Linked DNA regions of Homo sapiens: all the other regions are linked to region 3. A link is a contact called in ENCODE Hi-C or POLR2A ChIA-PET data. All regions are on one chromosome and are shown on one strand. The core of a region is the stretch at or near the end of the contact, and the rest is flanking DNA. Distances in the headings are between cores, read along the strand shown.

What was found. Hi-C counts contacts between places; a loop is a spot of excess contacts on that map. ChIA-PET counts read pairs that join two places held with the same protein, here RNA polymerase II (POLR2A). Pooled maps may share reads with other maps.
Region 1: a map of sigmoid colon shows a loop between it and region 3 (10-fold over the local background). The contact joins the promoter of ARID5A here to the promoter of ACTR1B in region 3. A Hi-C loop is called at or near these places in 1 of 168 maps with a recorded cell type or tissue (sigmoid colon), 3 of 37 single-sample maps with no recorded cell type and 13 of 50 pooled maps. POLR2A ChIA-PET finds 5 or more read pairs at or near these places in 1 of 52 experiments (activated naive CD4-positive, alpha-beta T cell).
Region 2: a loop to region 3 is called in a map with no recorded cell type, with 8 times the contacts of the local background. The contact joins the promoter of ITPRIPL1 here to the promoter of ACTR1B in region 3. A Hi-C loop is called at or near these places in 2 of 37 single-sample maps with no recorded cell type and 8 of 50 pooled maps. POLR2A ChIA-PET finds 5 or more read pairs at or near these places in 2 of 52 experiments (Caco-2 and HEK293T).
Region 4: a map of ascending aorta shows a loop between it and region 3 (4-fold over the local background). The contact joins the promoter of CIAO1 here to the promoter of ACTR1B in region 3. A Hi-C loop is called at or near these places in 1 of 168 maps with a recorded cell type or tissue (ascending aorta) and 12 of 50 pooled maps. POLR2A ChIA-PET finds 5 or more read pairs at or near these places in 1 of 52 experiments (CD8-positive, alpha-beta T cell).
Region 5: a map of CD14-positive monocyte shows a loop between it and region 3 (7-fold over the local background). The contact joins the promoter of KANSL3 here to the promoter of ACTR1B in region 3. A Hi-C loop is called at or near these places in 3 of 168 maps with a recorded cell type or tissue (CD14-positive monocyte, CD4-positive, alpha-beta T cell and naive thymus-derived CD4-positive, alpha-beta T cell), 3 of 37 single-sample maps with no recorded cell type and 17 of 50 pooled maps.
Region 6: a map of CD8-positive, alpha-beta T cell shows a loop between it and region 3 (13-fold over the local background). The contact joins the promoter of TXNDC9 here to the promoter of ACTR1B in region 3. A Hi-C loop is called at or near these places in 4 of 168 maps with a recorded cell type or tissue (CD4-positive, alpha-beta memory T cell, CD8-positive, alpha-beta T cell and naive thymus-derived CD4-positive, alpha-beta T cell), 7 of 37 single-sample maps with no recorded cell type and 19 of 50 pooled maps.
Region 7: a map with no recorded cell type shows a loop between it and region 3 (10-fold over the local background). The contact joins the enhancer-like site here to the promoter of ACTR1B in region 3. A Hi-C loop is called at or near these places in 1 of 37 single-sample maps with no recorded cell type and 5 of 50 pooled maps. POLR2A ChIA-PET finds 5 or more read pairs at or near these places in 1 of 52 experiments (T-cell).

The regions. Positions count from the first base shown.
Region 1 is chr2:96,535,454-96,538,153 of GRCh38, reverse strand. ARID5A (AT-rich interaction domain 5A) reads right to left here and starts at 1,402. Exons shown (of 7, transcript NM_212481.3): 1 at 1,324-1,402. The coding sequence starts at 1,327. RefSeq lists silencers at 234-443, 1,124-1,483.
Region 2 is chr2:96,323,915-96,326,614 of GRCh38, reverse strand. It overlaps ITPRIPL1 (ITPRIP like 1), which reads right to left and starts at 1,298. Exons shown (of 3, transcript NM_001008949.3): 1 at 1,050-1,298; 2 at 766-868. The coding sequence starts at 775. RefSeq lists an enhancer at 611-1,111 and a silencer at 1,134-1,383.
Region 3 is chr2:97,662,737-97,665,436 of GRCh38, reverse strand. ACTR1B (actin related protein 1B) reads left to right here and starts at 1,393. Exons shown (of 11, transcript NM_005735.4): 1 at 1,393-1,594. The coding sequence starts at 1,547. LOC124900516 (U4 spliceosomal RNA) reads left to right here and starts at 706; the gene lies at 706-846. It also overlaps a transcript of C2orf92 not described here and the pseudogene RNU4-8P. RefSeq lists enhancers at 875-1,214, 2,255-2,324, 2,290-2,700 and silencers at 1,295-1,754, 1,835-1,894.
Region 4 is chr2:96,264,829-96,267,528 of GRCh38, reverse strand. It overlaps CIAO1 (cytosolic iron-sulfur assembly component 1), which reads right to left and starts at 1,304. Exons shown (of 7, transcript NM_004804.3): 1 at 1,040-1,304; 2 at 60-208. The coding sequence starts at 1,178. TMEM127 (transmembrane protein 127) reads left to right here and starts at 1,532. Exons shown (of 4, transcript NM_017849.4): 1 at 1,532-1,660; 2 at 2,017-2,391. The coding sequence starts at 2,148. RefSeq lists enhancers at 1-115, 713-992, 1,223-1,412 and silencers at 1,643-1,692, 1,703-1,912, 1,963-2,272.
Region 5 is chr2:96,636,886-96,639,585 of GRCh38, reverse strand. It overlaps KANSL3 (KAT8 regulatory NSL complex subunit 3), which reads left to right and starts at 1,274. Exons shown (of 21, transcript NM_001115016.3): 1 at 1,274-1,303; 2 at 2,401-2,665. The coding sequence starts at 2,451. RefSeq lists a silencer at 1,345-1,554.
Region 6 is chr2:99,334,989-99,337,688 of GRCh38, reverse strand. TXNDC9 (thioredoxin domain containing 9) reads left to right here and starts at 1,356. Exons shown (of 5, transcript NM_005783.4): 1 at 1,356-1,450. EIF5B (eukaryotic translation initiation factor 5B) reads right to left here and starts at 300. Exons shown (of 24, transcript NM_015904.4): 1 at 100-300. The coding sequence starts at 134. RefSeq lists a silencer at 1-31 and enhancers at 102-211, 1-419, 432-541, 562-641, 652-701 and 4 more.
Region 7 is chr2:96,162,603-96,165,302 of GRCh38, reverse strand. No RefSeq gene overlaps it. Among named protein-coding and RNA genes, the nearest start is that of DUSP2, 19 kb to the right of the region's middle. RefSeq lists enhancers at 156-235, 496-545, 1,426-1,705. Within about 2 kb of position 1,407, at least 10 of the 41 ENCODE cell types and tissues checked have a DNase peak (open chromatin) inside an H3K27ac peak, as active enhancers do.

The DNA of each region.
Region 1 (2,700 bases), core at 153-2,652, 1.1 Mb after region 3:
AACTGTAGAAGCAGATTATCGGAGGCCCTTTCTACCTCTGCCACACCAAGTTCTAGGCCCCAGGCGGGTCCCTAAGGCCTGGATTGGGCTCTGAGCTCTGCTGCGGGGTGAAGCCCTCGAGCCCCGACCTCCCACCCCTCCTGTGCTCTAGCGTTGCCTGTAGGCGCAGTGACGCCACCGTGCGTGTGGGCTCCCACCAGAGGAGCCCGGGTGGGGCAAGAGGCACCTGTTGTCCTCCCCTGGGGCCCGCGGAGCACTCCTTACTGGCCCAAGACTCTGCAAACAAAGGGACACTGGACCCGCAGCGCCTTGGGACCCCCTGGGCCCTCGGGGGTCCTGCACCGCGCAAGCCCCACCACGCCGGCGCTGGGCGGAGGGTGACGCGACCCCAGCCCGGGCGACCCCTAGACACCGCGGAGGGACGGAGCGCGGGCCCGGGTTGGCCCGCAGCTCCCGCCGAGCGCGAAGCCGGGCATCGCCTGCAAGCTCGTAGCCCACGCTCTTGCCCTCTTCCCCTGACGCTCCCCAGCCGCCACCCCGTCCCTTCTGCAGACCGAGGGAAGACAAGGGGACACACAAGGGACAGGAGAGGAGAGCAACCAGGGAAGCGACCCCTCTCCTGTGGGGCTGCGGCGGGTGGGCGGAGAGACAGGAGAGGAAAAGAGAAAAGGGAAGAGAAGGAAGGGGCAGGGGGCGAGAAGCCGGGCTCCCCGGACCATCGGCGCAGCCCGCGGCCGAAAGAGGAACAGTGGATCCTACAAAGCGCATTGAGCAAGTTCTTCACACCCGCGCAGCCCCTTTCAGGAAACGGCGGCCGCAGAGGAAAGGGCCGCGCGCTCTGGACCCGGAGTCTGTGCCCGGCGGCGCCGCGGTTCTGAAACCTGCGGGATGTCACGGGGCGGAGGGGCGGCTGCCGACAGCTGTCACAACAAATTAGCTGAGCCCAGCTCGAGGTGGAAACCGCAGCAGGAAGTGGGACGACAGAGCCGTACCGGGCTCGGCATATTTCAGGCAAGAGACGGCGAAAAGAGTTTCGAGATAAACGCCCGGGAAGCCCCTGGCCGCCAAAACTTTTTGTCTTTCCTTTTCTCGAAGCTCGCGCGGACGCCCAGCCTCACCCCTTCCGCGCCGGCCGGGGAGCGCTGAAGCCGCGGGCCGGGCTCGCTCCCCTTGGCCCGCGCCCCGAAACCCACCCCGGGCCCCTCTCCGCCCCACACAGCGCACCGACTGCCACGAGGGCTGGAGGGGACCCGGCGCCGGCACCTTGAACCTCCCTGCAGGGCCGCCGAGCCCCTGTCCGGGCCGCGCCGCAGAGCCGCTTACCCATGGCCCGGAGAGGTCCCGCGGCGCCCGCCCCGAGACCCTCAGCGCGCGGCTGTCCGGACCCCGCGCTCTCTGAGATACTGGCTCGCGGCGCGGCCCGCCGGCCACCTCCCCGCAGTCCCGCCCCGTCCCGCCCCTGCTCGCCCCACTCCGGGCTCCCATTGGTAAGCCCGGCTTCGTCGCGCGGAGAAGGCGGGGGGCGGGGACCGCCCTTGAGTCCGGGGACCTCTGGGAATTGTAGTGCGCGCCCCTCGCCTCTAGGCTTTCAGACTGGAGCCCCTGGAATAGGCTCCTCACCTAGAGGAGCGGAGGCAGGACCCTCAGTAATCATTGCTGCCTTGTGCCTCAGTTTCCCTGGAGGCAAAACTAGAGCCTTGGAAAAAGCCTCCTTGCTTTCAGCAGAGCACTGAGGACTCTGTGGAGCGAGCAAAGTGCTTCTGACTTTGATTTGAAAGTGGCCCTGTGCATTTCCCAGTCCCCACCTAGCCCAACAAAGAAGGCCAGGTGAGGCCGGGAGCGGCGGCTCACGCCTGGAATCCCTGCTTTGGGAGGCGGAGGCGGGAGGATCACTTGAGCCCAGAAGGTCGAGGCTGCAGTGTGTTTTGATCACACCACTGCACTCTATCCTGGATCCTGGGCAATAGACGGAGACCCTGCCTCAAAAAAAAAAAAAAAAAAAAAAAAAAAAAAAAAAAGGAGAGGTGGTTAGTGTGAGCTAGACAAGGACCAAACTAGTAAATCCTTGGCCTAGGCTCTGTGGCCAGGCCTGCCAGTAATAGTCAATGTCCACACACATAATGCAGACAGAGTGTGGCAGCTACAAGCTGAGTAGTCCAAAGAAGGGGCATGAGTTCAGGCTGTGGGAGGTGGGAATGAGGCCTAGGGCGAATGGAGGCAGGAGGAGGTGCCCAGCCAGCCATAGCAGCAACCTGGACCTGTGCAGGCCAAAGAGGAAGAAATGGAGGCTCAGGGTTTCAGTCTCAGCAGGTGGCTAGCTAGGATGGGAACCCTGTTCCTAGCACATAGAAGCTACACAAAAATCTTTGTTGATGAATTTTAATACTCATAATAGCTCTATGCACTTGACACCATCATTGTCCTCATTTTATAGCGTAAAACTGAGGTCTGAGAGATTAGCTCAAGTAGCACAGCTGGTAGGTGTTGGAGCCAGAGCTAGACCCAGGAAGAGGAGCCCTCATACCCAGGCATCCCCCCACCCGCTTTGCACCCATTACTAACCACTCATCATACTGGTGCCCCTCCTCACACTAAACGAAGGGACCAGGGCTGCAGTTTGGTGAACCTGAAACCCTGGCCCTTACCCTTTGGCCCTGGGATGGAAGATGTCTGCAGGCTCAGTCTAGAGCAGACGACCCT
Region 2 (2,700 bases), core at 49-2,548, 1.3 Mb after region 3:
TGGTCATCTTCCAGACTTATCTGCTCTCTAGCTCACATTCCCCAGAGCCCTGGTACCCCAAATTCTGAAAATCAGCTACTCAGGAGGAACAGAAAGCCCACAGAGCTTGGCTTGGACACAGCAAGGGTGGTCGGCCTGGGAGGAGGTTCGAGAGAAAAGAGGGCGAAAGGATGTGCCACTCAGTCTCTCTCCTGCTTTCCTTCCACATGGTGTGGGTGGTATTTAGGCTTCCAGAAAGTGTACATGGGACTGTTTTCATTCCTGTGTAGGATGGGGAGGGGGACCCTTGTGGTAGGGTGGCCTCACCCGACTCCTCAGTCAACCATGGGCACCAGATATGACCTGCTGATCCCAGAGGCTCCCTTTTATAGCCAGAAAGCCCTGAACCTGCCTGGGTGACACCTTTCCTCTGCCCCGGCAGCCAGTTGTAGCATTCCACTTCCTCTGTGACTTCACAGTCTTCATTCTGCTCACCCAGTATGAAGTGAGCCTCATCACTCAGCCTCTCCCTCTCTGCCCAGGGAGCGCAAGAGAGGCACAGTGCCGCCAGCTGCTTGCTACGGTGCCCTCTCTGCTCCTAAGGGGCTAGTGGATACCCCGTGTGTGGGCAGGCTAGCTTCACTTCTTAGTTCAGAAAACTGTCTGCAGAACCAGGTGCCCAAGGCCTACCTGACAGCCGGCAGTGGTCAGTTCCACTGCCTCCCCACCCACCCGTGAAGCCCGAGCTTCTGCCACTCACCCTAATTCACAAGCTACCGCGCTTACCAACATTCATGAAGGACTATGCCGTGTGGACGCTGAAGCCAGCTGGGCCTATCCTCCCTTTGGAACTTGGCCTTGCTTCGTCTCCCCGCCCTCTCTAGGAGCCCTGTTAAAATGTACAAGGTACCTGGGGGCTTTGGCTCAAATCGGAACCCGACCCTCCCCCCATTCATAACTTCCCCAAATTCCACGCCCAGAGATTTGTACTCTCACCCGCCTATCCGTAGGAGGCCAAGGGCCCATCCTACCTCGGGATGTCTCCCGGGACCCAGGGCCAGGTTACTCACCGTCAGTGTTAGTAGGAACACGATCTTAAAGAGACAGCGCGGCCTGACCGCCACTGCTTTTTTCCCGGCAGGGTGGGGGCGTCCGGTTCATCGCTGGGGCCGCCCGCGGGAGTGGCCCTGCTCCCCTTTCCTGGGTTATAGACCATGCTTGTCCGAGCGTCTGAACGTCTGGCTGAGCGCGGTGGGCCCCTACGACCCCCAGCACGCGGCTCCGAGGGCGCCCGCGCGCCGCAGCCGCTCCCGCCGTCCGGGCTCCTCCCCGCCCACCCAGTACAAGCTCCTCCCCGCCCAAACCCCCGTGGCCCAGCGTGCAGGGGCAGCGGCCTCCCCACACCGGGTCTCTGTCCGCACCGAGGCCCCCGTGGGTTTGCTGGGAGAGTGGAGGGGCCGTGGCCACACACTCTCCGCTGCTCGGCCTCCCTGGGGTGGCAAATGGGGCACCGCCGTGCCTGCTGTCAGCTGCACTCAGCTCAGTTCAGTGGAGAACAGACTTACTAGGATTCGGGTGTAAGGATGATGGTGGCAAAACTAGGAATTGACCGAGAAAAGCCATTCTCACTTCGGGCTGGCCCTGAGCAAAATGGCACACGAAATAAGATGTGGTTTCAGCACCCTAAATGTGCTTCCCTCCCAGCCCACGCCCAGACTCAGGCATCTTTCCCCAACCCCTTTCTCATATCAAAGTGACTCTCATGAAAGAACAGACAGCACCCAAAGACCTTACTTGGGGCCTTGCTTGCTACTCACTGGCCACGTGGGAGTAAGAATCCTACCTACAGGGCAGCTCTGCTGATACATGGGTGTATAAAGGAGAACTTTATACGGTGTGGAGGCTGGACAAGCTTTATCACACCTTAAGAAACACAACAGAATGGGTTTCCTGAAAGGGATCTTCAGATATCAGAAAGAGCCCTTAGTCTTCCTGTCTTGTGTCAGCTATCCAAGAAGAAAAGGAAGTGATGACCCCTTGATACTAACTCACTAAAATCCCTCTGCTGAAAGACAAGTTTCAGGGTTTTTATTTGTTTGTTTGTTTTTGAGAAAGAGTTTCGCTCTGTCACCCAGGCTGGAGTGTAGTGGCACCATCTTGGCTCACTGCAGCCTACCCGCCCCAGGTTCCAGTGATTCTCCTGCCTCAGCCTACTGAGTAGCTGGGACCACAGGTGTATGCCACCATGTCCAGCTAATTTTTGTATTTTTAGTAAAGACGGGGTTTCACCATGTTGGCCATGCTGGTCTCGAACTCCTGACCTCAGGTGATCTGCCCGCCTCGGCCTCCCAAAATGCTGGGATTATATGTGTAAGCCATCACACATGGCTGGGTTTCAGGTCTTCTTATCCAGTGGCAATGTGTAGGGAGCTCCCAAACAACTTGTACAATACTTCCAAGAATACTGACTTATTTAATTGTGGAGCAGGAAAAACTGTCTGCTAGCTGACAATGACTGAAGTTCCAAAGTTACTTTTTATAAATGTGAATTATGAAAAATAGATCACAGGTTATTGAGCATTCATGCATTTGGAGCAGTAATAATGAAAGTCTCTTATCTTTTCACTTATGACATGATGTCAGGATGCAAAATATATGCTTCAGAGTGTGCAAAAACGATAATGTTTAAGACCATGTGTTTTAAAGTTGTATTATTTTAAT
Region 3 (2,700 bases), core at 144-2,643:
AATTTCTTCTGGGCAAGATCCAATAACCCTCCCTTGGGGTCTGGATCGGGACCCCTTTTCCAGCAACAATATTGTTTCTTGAACTCGGTGGTTATGCAAGTGTGTCCACATTTTAATCATTCATTGAAATGTACATGTACACTTGTGATTTCTGCACACCCGCTTCAATTTTACAAATTTTATGCTCACAACCCATTGGGAGAGGTATATATACAGGGAAATAACTATGGATCCGTTTGGTAAACAAATGTAGAACTCAACTATCCTGCACTCTTGAAGCAGCTGACTCCAGTGCCGCAGGGGGCTACCTGCATGCCAATTCCACACCCAATAATCTTGGGCAGGTTACCAAAGTGTGAAGACCCTGACTGAAAAATGGGAGTAATAATACAACTACCTGATATTGTTGCAAGGATTTAATATAACTTATGTAAAGTGGGCAGAAGTGCTCCGCAGGCACAGAGCAGGTGCTCAATAAATGCCAGGACCAAAATACCACGAAACTGTAATTTTTATAAGGAAAAGGATCTTTTCTTCAGTGCTCAACGAGGAAATATTATGGGGCCGTGCGCAATAGCTGACGCCTGTAATCCCAACGCTTTGGAAAGACTAAGCGGGAGGATCGCTTAAGCTCAGGAGTTCGAGGCTAGCCCGGGGAACATAGCGAGATCCCTTCTCTACAAAAAAAATTTTTTTTAATTAGCTAGCGTTGCGCGGTGGCCGTATGGTGGCCAATGAGGTTTATCCGAAGCGCGATTATTGCTAATTGAAAACTTTTCGCAATACCCCACCGTGACGACTTGCAATATAGTCGACATCGGCAATTTTTAACAGTCTCTACGGAGACTATTTCAGTAAAAATAAATAAATATGGTGCGCGCCTGTAGTCCCCCCTACTGGCTGGCGCGGGAGGATCGCTTGAGCCCAAGATTTCCAGCCTGAGCGACAGAGCAAGACACCTTACCTAGAAAAAAAGAAAAAATAAATATTTTGGGTGAAATATCCAGGGCCGGCCTCCTTGGAGAGGGCGCTCTCACGAAGGAGCGTGGCCCGAGGTGCTGGGACGCGGGAAAGACGTCTTTCTGGACCGGTGCTGGGACGCGGGAAAGACGTCTTCCTGGACCGGTGAATTTCCAGCTCCACAGACTCCGGCCGCGCGCACACCAGCCCAGCTCCACTTTCTGCCGCCCGCGTCCCCTTTAAGACGGAGCCATGACATCATCCCAGACACTGCGCAGCCTACCTTGGCAACGCCGCGACCACTTTTTTCCGGACGACCTCAATTGGCTGGCCAGCCTCCGGAGGCCCCGCCCCCTTCGCGCAGCCAGCCCCGGGCACCTGCTGTCAATCGGGCCAGGTGGGAGCGATGATTGGCCGCCGGGCCCGCCCTCCAGAAAGCCCCGCGGGGCTCGCGTAGGCTGCAGGCTCGGGGAGGGAGGGCAGCGGCGCCGCGTCGGGAGCCGCCGCCGTCCCGGTCCTCCCGCCCGCCCGCCCATCCGGTGCCTCCTGCAGCCCGCCTGCTGGGCAGGGCCGGCGCGGCCCGGCCATGGAGTCCTACGACATCATCGCCAACCAGCCTGTGGTCATCGACAACGTGAGGCCCGGCAGCCAGGGGGAGGGCGGGCGCCCCGCCCCCGGGGGCGCACGCGGCGGCGCAGGGAGAGACCCCCGCCCGCCTCGGCGCGTCCTCCGCTCACTGCGTGGCCGTCGCCCCCGCCGGGCCGCTGGCTTCGCCCCGGGGGCGCGCGCCCTCTTGGCCTTGTAAGGCCGGCCATGGGGCGAGCCCCCTCGCCCGCGTCGCAGAGCCTCTTCCCCGACCCCTCCCCGAGTCGGGCGGGGAAGTTCAGGAGAGCTTGAGTGACAGCCGGGCGGCCGGGCGGGGACGCGCCCCGGACTCTTCTCAGTTGAGAGTGCGGTTCCTGGGCAGGTTTCCACACCAGTTCCTTTCCGCGTCCTTCGGCCCTGGCTCTGGCTGCCTGGCGGAGGTGGGGTAGCATTTGTCATTTGCACACTGCTGGCTTTATCTTTGGGGCTGCACCCCGAGGCAACAAATGCAGGATGCTCTGTCACCCACATGTCCACCACCATCTGGTTTGCCTTTTGGCTACTTTGACTTTCTCCTTAAATGCTTCCTGTGCTGAGCAAACATTCCACAGCCAGCAGAGCAATGGAGAGTTCATGGCCACTCTTCCCAGTATCAGCAAGCAATTTGGGGTGATCGTTTGGAAGCCTCAGAGGAAAGATGTCATCAGGCTTCCTGTGGCTTTGTCCTTCAGCAGTGGGGCTCGGCTTGCTTTCACCTGCCTTAGGAAGATTTCTGGCTTCCGAGCTCTGATATGGGGAGAAGATAAGGGCTGGGATCTTTGAGTCTGCCCCTAGCTGGGTATGTGCGTCCGGTGTGCGGGCCTTGGAGTTTTTGGTAATGACTCACTTGTGCTCTTTCTGGGATCTGTCTCCCTCCCACATGACCCCGTGGGGTCCCTGAATGACTGTTTTAGAGTACCCATGTGGGTTCCCTGAGTCACAGCAGGGGATGTTTAATAAGGAGGTTAGCACTGAGCTTGGGGACGTGCTGTCACACCAGCAGGACGCTGCAGGAAGGAGCAGGCTACTTCCTTTCTTGACGTGCAAATAACTCGTATAGGCTAATCAACAGGCTTATAAGTTAAAAGGGCTACCGCTCGGCCCCTTGGGGATTCC
Region 4 (2,700 bases), core at 55-2,554, 1.4 Mb after region 3:
CCTGAACCAGCCCTGGGGAGGAAACAGGCAATAATTCTGGTCCCAACCAGCCTGGGTACCTCAAAGTCATCCTGGTTCTTCTTCCAAATGCAAGTGGTAGCATCAAAGCTGGCAGAGGCCAGGTAATTACCGCAGGGGGACCAGGCTACCTTCCGCACGGTGCGCTGGTGGCCTTCAGAAAGGACAGACTTGCAGATCCAGCTGTCACCTAAAGGCGGAGCGCAGGCCAGGCTCTGGAGCTGGGTGCAGCACCATGAAGCCATTCAATATCAGGGGCTAGCACTGGAATCAAGCTAGTGGGGGAAAGCTCAGGGAGTGTATTTCACAGCTTTTACAAAGATGCAAATGAATCTACTTCGTCTGGAAGCTTTTTTTTTTTTTTTTTTTTTTTTTTGAGACGGAGTTTTTGCTCTGATGCCCAGGCTGGGGTGCAATGGCACAATCTCGGCTCACTGCAATCTTCGCCTCCTGGGTTCAAGGGATTCTCCTGCCTCAGCCTCCCGAGTAGCTGGGATTACAGGTGCCCGCCACAACGCCCAGCTAATTTTGTAGTTTTAGTAGAGACGGGGTTTCACCATGTTGGCCAGGCTGGTCTTGACCTCTTGACCTCAGGTGATCTACCCGCCTCTGCTTCCCAAACTGCTAGGATTACAGGCGTGAGCCACCGCGCCCAACCTCTGGAGGCATCTTTCTAAAACAAATCTGATCTAAAATTGCTATTGGTTCCCCAATGCCCTCGGGATAAAATGTGACCATCCAGTCGCAAGTTACTCTGAAGGCCACTTTCCTAACACCTCTCTTTTCCCATTTTCCTGCCTCTGCAGCTAACACAATTCCCTTGACATTTCAGCTTGTCTGCTGACGTTTTTCCTCCCAACAGTCGCAGACTTCTTTGCCTGTAAAGCCCTTCTCGGCGTGGCTAACATCCCACTCTCCCTCCGCCAGGAACAGGTTCAGCCTCCCCTGCAGGCTGAGCGCCTGCACTACGCGCAGGCTGAGCCCTCAGCGCTGAGGGCCGCGCAACCAGGCTGGGCCTTACCCTCCGTGCCCCAGATGCGGATTCTCCGGTCGCCGCCGCACGAGGCCAGCAGGGTCCCCGCGGGGTTCCAGGCCAGGAACCAGCAGCGGGAGTCCGGGTGCGCCGGGACACGGCCCAGCAGCACCAGCGAGTCCTTCATGTCGGCCCGACGCAGGGGGAGGTGGGGGCGGGCAGAGTCCGCTGAGCAGACAGCGGGTCTCACCGCGCGCGTCTGCGTACCGCCCACTCCAGGCTTCCGCGGCCGACAGAGGCTCCCGCTTCCGCCGGAGGACCTGGGTCGCCCCGGAAACTCAACTGCCCACTGCTGCGGCCGCCATACCCTCTGGGAGTTGTAGTCGCTCCCCTCACCTCGGCAGGGAAAGCATCGCGGGACCGCCTCGAACTACCAGTCCCGTGAGGCCCTGCGCAGAGCCGGCGGCGCGCCCAGGCTGTGACGCGCGCGGGGGACGGGGCGGGGAGCCGGAGGAGGCGGAGGCAGAGGAGGAGGAAGCCGGAAGTGCATCGGCCCCGGGTCTGTCCGGGCGTTGCGGGATTGGGGCCTGGGAACGCTCGGCCCCCGGCAGCCGAGAAGCCCGTGACTGGGCTGAGCAGCACCATCCCAGCCCTGGGGCCTGCTGACTGGTGAGGAACAGTGGGCGGCGTGGGGAGGGTCTTTTCTGCGCACAGGTCGCACCCCAAACCGCCGGTCCCAGATCACGGGTCCCCGATCCCCGCGGCCCAGCCCGGTCCTCCGCCCCTCGGCATCCTCTGGCTGAGACCCTGACTCCGGGTCTTTGCTCTAGCAGTAGCCGATCCCCGATCCCTCCGCCCCCCACTCGAGTCTGCCCAGACCCCATCTGGCCCCTGGCCCTCTTCGGTTGTCGTCCCGCAGTCCCATTCCGGAGTCTCCTGTCTCCGCCCCCCGAATTCCCGCAGCCCTCCCCGTCTCCGTCAGCCCCGGGTCCCACCCCCCTATCCTCTGGTGTCAACCCTGACAGCCCAGTCCCGGCTTCACCTGCAGCGAACCCGGAGCGTTGCTATCCTCCACCGGACTGTCAGGCTCTGCGCGCCCCGCGGAGGTCGGCGGCGACCAGCAGCGACTGCGGAGCGACGGCGGGCGGCCCCGGGCATGTACGCCCCCGGAGGCGCAGGGCTGCCCGGCGGGCGCCGGCGGAGGAGCCCGGGAGGCAGCGCTCTGCCCAAGCAGCCGGAGCGTAGCCTGGCCTCGGCCCTGCCTGGCGCCCTGTCTATCACGGCGCTGTGCACTGCCCTCGCCGAGCCCGCCTGGTTGCACATCCACGGAGGCACCTGTTCGCGCCAGGAGCTGGGGGTCTCCGACGTGTTGGGCTATGTGCACCCGGACCTGCTGAAAGGTGAGGGTGCTGCGCGCTGGCCCTTAAAGCCTCGGTGGGGGACAGAATGTGTTCTGGCTGAAGCAGAGATAGCCAGGGACCAGACACTTGGTTGAAGGAAACGGCCCCATAACTGCCTGGTGTTCATGCCCACCAGGTGGCTCTGTTTGGGGTCCGGCCCCTCATTAATTCTGATGTTATTCAGCTAAGCACCTACTCCTCACAGCCATGTTAATCCGGACTGCTGCTATTTTAGGATTCTGCTGGAGGAAGGACGCTGTGTATCGAGAAAAGATAAGGGTGCTAGGTATCACAGTTAGCTGGCCTCTT
Region 5 (2,700 bases), core at 25-2,524, 1.0 Mb after region 3:
TCCTGAGTTTGAGAGATTCTCCCACCTCAGCCTCCCGAGTAGCCGGGATTACAGGCATGCGCCACCACACCTGGCTAATTTTTGTATTTTTAGTAGAGACAGGATTTCGCTATGTTGGCCAGGCTGGTTTTGTACTCCTGAACTCGTGATCCACCCTCCTCAGCCTCCCAAAGTGCTGGGATTACAGGCGTGAGCCACCGCACCCGGCCATTTCTTTTTTTAAATAGAAACGAAGTCTCACTGTTTTGTGCAGGCTAGTCTTGAACTCTTGGGCTCAAGCAATCTTCCCACCTTGGCCTCCCAAAGTACTGGGATTATAGGCATGAGCCACAGATCCCGGGTGAGATTTATCATCTTGAACCATGTCTCTTGCTGTCTTGTCTCATGTCTCTTGATGTCATGTTGTCAGTCAGTCAACCAAATAACCAATTATTGATCAGTCAACATTTGAACAATTACCTATGTTCTGGGTGTATGTTCTCTGGAGGATACAAAGGTTAATGTCCCTGATTTTGAGGATCTACTCTCTCTACACAAAACACATAGGAAAGTTAACCACACAAAACAATCTAGGGTCAGTAACAAAATTCTTTTTTTTTTTTTTTGAGACGTAGTCTCACTCCGTCGTCCAGGCTGGAGTGCAGTGGTGCAACCATGGCTCATTGCAGCCTGGACCTCCCAGACTCAAGTGATCCTCCCACCTCAGCCTCCCGGGTAGCTGGGACTACAGGCATACACCACTATCACACACACCTAATTTCTAAAATTTTTTGTAGATACGGGGGTCTCATCATATTGGCCAGGCTCATCTCAAACTCCTGAGCTCAAGAGGTCCTCCCGCCTAGGCCTCCCAAAGCGCTGGGATTACAGGCGTGAGCCACATTAGGTAAATTCTTAATGAGTAAATTCAGGTGGCTGCCCTGGTGGAGGTGGACCGTTGGGTGCTCGACCGCCCAGAGGGCACAAAGGACCAACACGGTGGGGGTGGCGAGAACTGGGGCCGTAGAAGCCAGCCTAGTCCTCCGCCCTCGCTTTCCCTACTGAATATGCGCGAGGGGGAAACTCCAGCCTAGTTGTTGACTTTCTGCTTCGGACATGCTCGCGTGTTCTTGGCTCTCCTCTTCCGGACAGAGGCGCCGGAGCTTCATCCGTTCCGGGCTTTGCCGCTCACCGCCTCTCCCTTCCCAGGCCGTAACCCGCTTCCGCGTTTTACTCGGTGCCCGCAGCGCCGGGGCGTGGAGGCGTTAACGCGCACGCGCTTAGGGATCCGGCCGTGGCCGAGCGCGCGGCCGTAAGACCGCGGGTGAGAGCAGCGTTGGCTTCGAGGGGAGTGGCGGGCCGTGGGGATCGCGGCCGTGGTTGGGACGGCCGGGGGTCTCGGCGAGGGCTTCAGGGCTCCCGGGGCATGCGGGGGCCCGGGCTAGGGCCGGCTGCCGGTGCTGGTCGGGCGGGGCGGGTCGGGCCGGGGGCGGGCTGGCAGGGGCCGCGTCTGGGCCTCCGTGACGCGGACGCCGAGCCCTGCCCCAGGGAGCGGGAGGCGGGAGGCGGGGGCCAGGCGGCTCCTCCTCGTCGCGAACTCTGGATGACCTTGGCCAAATCGCTTCAGTTCCCCGAGCTGGCGACTTCGTCTGTAAAATGCGAGTCATAGCCCTGTCTCCTAGATGGGCCGTGTGGAGGCTCAGTGGCGGGAACGCCTGCGGGGCAGCCGGGGTCCTGGGCGGTTTGCTAGGGACGCCTCACTGGGGGTGAGGGTGAAAGGGCTTCCACGGGGATCATTTTGTCACAGGCTTTGTTGGGGGGGCAGTTTTCATTTTTATGTAAACAACTCTGGAATATTACGAAGTACTTAACAGAACTTTTGTTTCGCACAATACGAGAGGCTTGAAGAAGTGGAGCCCTAGCTGGGATTCGCTTTTTTGAGGCCGGCGTTGCCCTGCCCTTTAGGGGTGCCCACGCTCTAGCTGCGGCCCCGGCTCCCTTCGCATTGTCGTTAGAGGATGGTGTGAAGCAACAGAGATCCTTAGCTTTCAACGAATTCATATTTGTGATTTCCTGTTTGTCAAAACCCTTCCTGCCCACCTAGGAAGTGGTGCTGGCCAAGCAAGTTTACTGTCTGTCCACGCGAGGTCTTTCTGAACCTTGGGGTCGGTGAGCTCTCCCGTTAGGTAATTTCAGTTCGCTAGAGGTTGAGTATGGGACAACTCGTGGCACCATAGTTTTTTTTTTCTTTTTTTTTGGTGTTGGTGTGGGATTCCACGAACCGTCCCCACCAGAGGTCTGCCGTGAAATGGATACTCAATAGGAATGATAGTAGGTTACAAAAGTAAGCATGTTAGATGGTGTAGATTGGGAGAAATTTAGGATATTGGAATTGACCTAAACTGAAACTTTTCACTGCAGGTGACTAGCATGCAGATACCCATGCTCTGACTTTCTGCCCCTCCACTGACATGGCCCACCGGGGTGGGGAGAGGGACTTCCAGACTTCAGCTCGACGCATGGGCACCTCGCTGCTCTTCCAGCTTTCAGTGCATGAACGGGAGCTGGACCTGGTTTTTCTGGATCATAGCTATGCCAAGCCTTGGAGTGCCCACCCAGATGCCAGTAGTGCCCGCCCCACCCGCATGCTCTTTGTCACTCCCCGGCGGCAGCACGAAAGTACCATGTGAGTTGGGGCTTCTAAGGGCTGCTGGTAACCTC
Region 6 (2,700 bases), core at 107-2,606, 1.7 Mb before region 3:
TCGCGAGCCCAGACCCCGGTCCGACGCCGCGCCCGGCGAGACCCGCACACTCCACTGAGCCACGGCGGCCGCCGCCGTACGGACCCAACCCCTATCTACCTGTCTTCGCTCTTGTTTTTCTGTTTCTTCCCCATTGCTTGTCAATGGCGCTCGTGGCCCCAGCCCCTCTATTCGGTCTCTCACAGACCCACTGTCTCCCGGCTGACTTTGGTCTCCGCTCAGCTCTTTTCCCCTCGTGCTGCCGCCGCTCGCACCCGGCTCTCCACAGACCCGCGCACTGGAACAGGACACATATGGTGTGAGTTCTCAGTGCGCAAGCGCATCGCCCAGCCGCCTCGGCGTGAGGACGCAGGGCGCGGCTCATCGAGAGCTGCGCTTCGGGTAGAGCGTCTCCGGTTGACCGGCCGACCAGGCAGCAGCCCGAGCGCCCCCTGCCCTCAAGCGTCCGCCACGAGCCGACACCCGCGGGTTTTCCACGTTCTAGAACCCGGAGGTGGACAATGAAGCTGTCAATTTCGCCACCTCACCCCTCTCCCAACGGGGAACGCACGCTTCGGTTCAGGAGTGGGCTTTGGGCTTCCCTTTATATCTTTGTATTCTCAGCCGCACGAAGTTCAGTAAAGAACCACAACGAACCAATAGAGTCCTCTGGGGGTTTGCGAGAGAGATAAATTCAGGACAAAATAGGGACCTCTCAGTAACATCCATGCATTATGCATTATGTACAGTCACTGAATAAAACAGAACAGGACACAGCCGATCAATTCCCTAACATAGGTCTTCAGCTTCACCCTCAAAGCGAGGGCGAGTTCTAAAAATTCCTGTGTTTCGAAGAGTCAAGAGGGGACCTACAGGGGTGGTGGAAAATGTTCTATATCTGGATCTGGCCGGTGATATTTTGGGTTTTAACTATGCAAAAGTTAATTGTGCTGTATATGTTTATGCCTCGACTTTAGGAAAAATGTTAACAAAAGAAAACAAAAAAAAGAAAAATGTTCATTCAACACTAACAGAATGGAAACGCAGTTCAAGCGTCACGGCTGAGCGAGAGCACAGCTGTCTCATTTCCAGTCTGGCGCACTGGACCGTGAATACTGAAGCACGCTCCTGAGAAAGTCCGGCCACGACAGCCTGCGCACTAAGAAACTGCAACTCCCACAATGCTTTGCGGCCTTCCAGTTCGGCCGTGTACCCGGAGGAAAGCAAGGGTCGGACACCTTGGGTTCCGGGCTGCTGGGCGGGAGGCGCACGCGCAGAACTGTTCGCCACCCGACCGCCCGCCCCTTCCTCTGGCGTCCAAGGTGATATCGCGCGAGGTTCGCAGCCAATAAGGAGGCGGATGTGACGGCCCGTTTGCAGCCGCCGGCAGCTACTGCAAGGCAAAAGCCGGAGTGGACGTGTCTTTTGAAACTGCTGCTCTTTCACTTCTCAGGCGTCACCGAGAGCTCAGGTGAGGCAGAGGGTAGTGAGAAGAATCCGACCACCACGTCCGGGTGCTGGTGAACATTCTGCTGCTCCACATCCGGAGCGGAGGAGGGGCGCGGCCCCAGCACCGGTGTCGGTGTCCTGGCAGAGGCTCTTGCGCAAGCGCACCAGGAGGCGTCGAAGTTGGGGCCACCGGGACTGTGCTTTCCTCTGTTTCCCCGGGCGCAGGGAGTGGCCGGCTTGCCATTGGGGAGGTACCTGGGGTTCAGTTAAGGACCAGGCCCCTTGATTGTTTTGGCGGATACCTGTAAGGGTGTCCAGGAAATGACTAGGGAATTTGAGGACGCGCTGTGTCCCGTCCCACCCTTCCAGCGGAGCTGTAAAAAGGAAGAATCAGAGGCTGTGGTTTGAAAAATGAAAAGCTAACGAGGGGTTGCATCGTCTCTTTACCCCATTCTCAATGCTCTGACCACCAACACCTACACCCAGAATAGCTCTTCTTAATCTCGTCTTTTTCCAGTTATCCCATAATTAAATTCTGGGCTCATTCTATAAAGTTCCAGGGTAGGCATTCTCTGTGCTTATCCCTGGAGCACAGCTTCCAACGTTCAATTCAGTATCTTATTATCTTCTCCTTCCAGCCCCCTCACTGAGGGTCACAGTCCTACTGACATTTTTCTTGGGCGATAGGGAGCGTGGAAATCTTTGCTGTGTTTGAAATACAGCACCTTTCCAATTTTATAGCACTCACGAGGAGCTTACAATTTGGTTTTTTAGACTCAAATACTTTTGAAACTTAACAGTGTAGTAATTTGAACAGAAGTCAGGCACGTGTTCATTCAACGTTAAATACATGTTTATTGAGTACCTGCTGTGTTCTATGGAGATACAAAGATGAAATCAAGTATGCTTTTCAAATCCTTTTCCTGTAAAGAAAAAGGAATCAGAATTGAAGTTTGCAAGAATATTTCTCTTCAGCTCAACGTTTATAGAGGGCCTGTGTGGGTCAGAATCTGTGTCAGAAGCTGAGTGAATGAATTCACAGTTTGTTGTGAAGTTTGGGGTGCTTCAGTATTATTTGCAAATGTATCATAGTTCATTGATATGCAACAGCCTCCTGCTTTGATAGGCAAATTATAAATCATTTCTGCAGTAATAACCCTGAGATACACATAAACTTGCCCTCTAATTGTTGGTATAAAATTTCTCGTACAAAATACTCCATTTCTTTTAAAAGAAGTAAAATTTTGGCCGGGCGCGGCTGGCTCACGCCTG
Region 7 (2,700 bases), core at 158-2,657, 1.5 Mb after region 3:
TGAACAGCGTACATGTCACTAACTGTCTGAAGGTTGAGGAGAAACTCAGGACCTAGGTGGTGGTGGGGTGGCCACCACCATTTAATAGACTGGAAAATAGGATGGAAGTTGGGGGTGTGGTGGAACAGGGCCACAGGGAGTGGGTTTTCACCAGTCGAAAAGTGGGCAGAGCCCTTCGGATGCGGCCGACTGGCTGTCATGCAGCTGCGGTGCCTGGAGAACTCAAGATCTCCTCCATCGACATGGCAGAGGATGAGCAAGTGGGAAAATCGCACAGGGCTTTTTATTGCCTGAGTCTGGAGGTGGTGTTTCATTGGCTGGAGTAAGTCACATGGCTCTGCCAAGTGTGAGAGGTCTGTGTAGGGTAAGCCTCTGCGTCTGGTAGGGAGGAGGTTGGGACCAGCGACTACCAGTCATATTCACTGCAGGATGTGTGCTGCGGTCTCCGGTCTCCTGGGGGCAGGCCCGGCCTTACAGCCCATCCCTGGACCCACCTCGGGAGGGGAAAAACTGCAGGGCTCTGGGAGCGCCGCCACCAGGGAAGGGCTGCTGGGATCAGCCGGGAAGGAGGAAGGGAAGGGGGAGAGGGGCTTGGGTCCCTTGATGCTGCCTGAGGAGGGCTGGTGGACACTGCCTGGGGCTCCCTGCCAGGCCCTATTGGGCTAACAGTAGGCTTTTGTTTTCAGTAAGGGACCTCCCCTCCTGCCTTTCGTTCTGAGGGCATTGCAAAGGGCTCAGAGAGGGGCAGCTCCACATAGGAACTGTGATGGGTTATGAGCAACGCATTTCTGTCTTCTGCCATCTTTTCTGTGTGTTCCAAATTTCCTAGTGTTGGGGGATTTCTGGGATAATTAGGGAAAATAACAAATGTGTGATAGACTTGTGCAGGGTGGTGTGGTAGGTGAGGCTCCGGCCCAGAGTGAGGGCTCCTTCCCCTGACATGGGCATCTCCAGGGCCTCCCTGCCCATCCCATGGGCATCCTTATTCCTGGCTCACAGCAGTGGGGTCACCTCCCCAGGGTTCCCACTTAGTAGCTGAGGAAAGTGGGGCTCAGCTGGCTTGCGGGCCCTGCCTGAGGCCACATGGTGTGCCTCCGGATGCTGGGCTGGCCGTCTCACTCCTTCCCCTCTGCCTTAGTGCTGGCCTAGGCTGAGGCTGCCCGGGAGACCACATTAGACACATTTGAAACCGTCTGTCTCTTCAGGAGAGCAGACTCAGATGTAAATTCCTTCAGCCCCCAAGGAGCTAAAAATAAGAGGCCTGTGCCCCTACAGCAACCCAGGAAAGGCCACGTGAAAACCCAGCAGCTGGGGGCGGAGGCTGGGGGCGCGGGGCCCAGCAGTGTTGGAGGGGTGGAAACAGGATGTGAGCAGAGAGGGGGCTGTGAGAAGCAAGGTGACACCCAGCAGAGGCGGCCACCTGGTACAGCATGTTCTGAGCCACGGAAAAAGACCCTGGGCTGCGTGGGAGCCCTTACATCCTGCTTGGAGACAGGCCTCCCCCATTTGGCCTGGCTGTTGGCCAGGGCAGAATCTGACCCCTGCACTGGGATGGTGGGCAAGAGAAGGACAGGATGTTGCCTTTCAGAGAGATGGGGATCAAACCTTAATAAGGGCTCCCGGCTCCCCCAGGGAGGCCTGGTACCTACCCAAGGCCACCAATGGAGAAACAGGGTAAATAGCTCACCAGCTGTCCATCAGCCAACACTGCAGGCCAGGCCTGAGCCAGGTGTGGGGAAAGCGAACCCGCCAAGGCCCACTCGCTGGCTTCAGGGAGGCACCAGTATTGGGTGGGTGCCTTGATGAGGCCTGTGAAGGCCAGAGGCGAGCCCAAGCTCTGGGAGGCTCTGGGAGAAGCCCTTGATTCAGCCTGGGGATCTGGGAAGCCTTCCTGGAGGAAGCGAAACCTGAGGGGTCTCAAGGATGGGCAGGGGAGGGGTGGGTGAAGCCATTCCGGGCAGGTCGGCCAGCACAGGGCGCAGAGGAAACCCCCGGCCTGAGTGGTGTGGTCAATGTCACCGGGGCCTTTGTGCCCACCTAGCCTGAGCCTGCCCCCCTTGGCCTGCTCAGGGCTTTTCCTGAGATCCCTCCTCTCTGAGGTCTGCAGCCTCCCCTCTGGCCCATCATTCTCTTTCCTTGTCAGGTCCATGGCTCCCCCACACCTTCAGCCAGCCTCGGGGTCCTCCTTCACAGTCCAGACCACAGTCAAGTCTCACTTAGTGGAAGGCTTGTCCCCCCACTTCCCCAGCAGCCCCAACTGAGGGGTGCCACGAGGCTCACTGAGTCACCATCCCCTTCTGGTGGTTCAACGCTTTTTCCTTGATTTGTAACCAGACTTTTTGTCCTAGAGCTTTTCATACACATTTATGTTCATGTAGAATGTAGGCCGGGTGCGGTGGCTCACGCCTGTAATCCCAGCACTTTGGGAGGTCGAGACAGATTGCTTGAGCCCACGAGACCAGCCTGGGCAACACGGTGAAACTCCATCTCTACCAAAAATACAAAAAATTAGCCGGGTGTGGTGATGTGCGCCTGTGGTCCCAGTTACCCAGGAGGTTGAGGTGGGAGGATGGCTTGTGTCCGGGAGGTTGAGGCTGCAGTGAGCTGTGATCGCACCACTGCCCTCTAGCCTGGGTGACAGAGCTGTCTAAAAAAGAAAAAAAAAAAAAAACTGAAACAAAACAAACCAAAAAACAAACA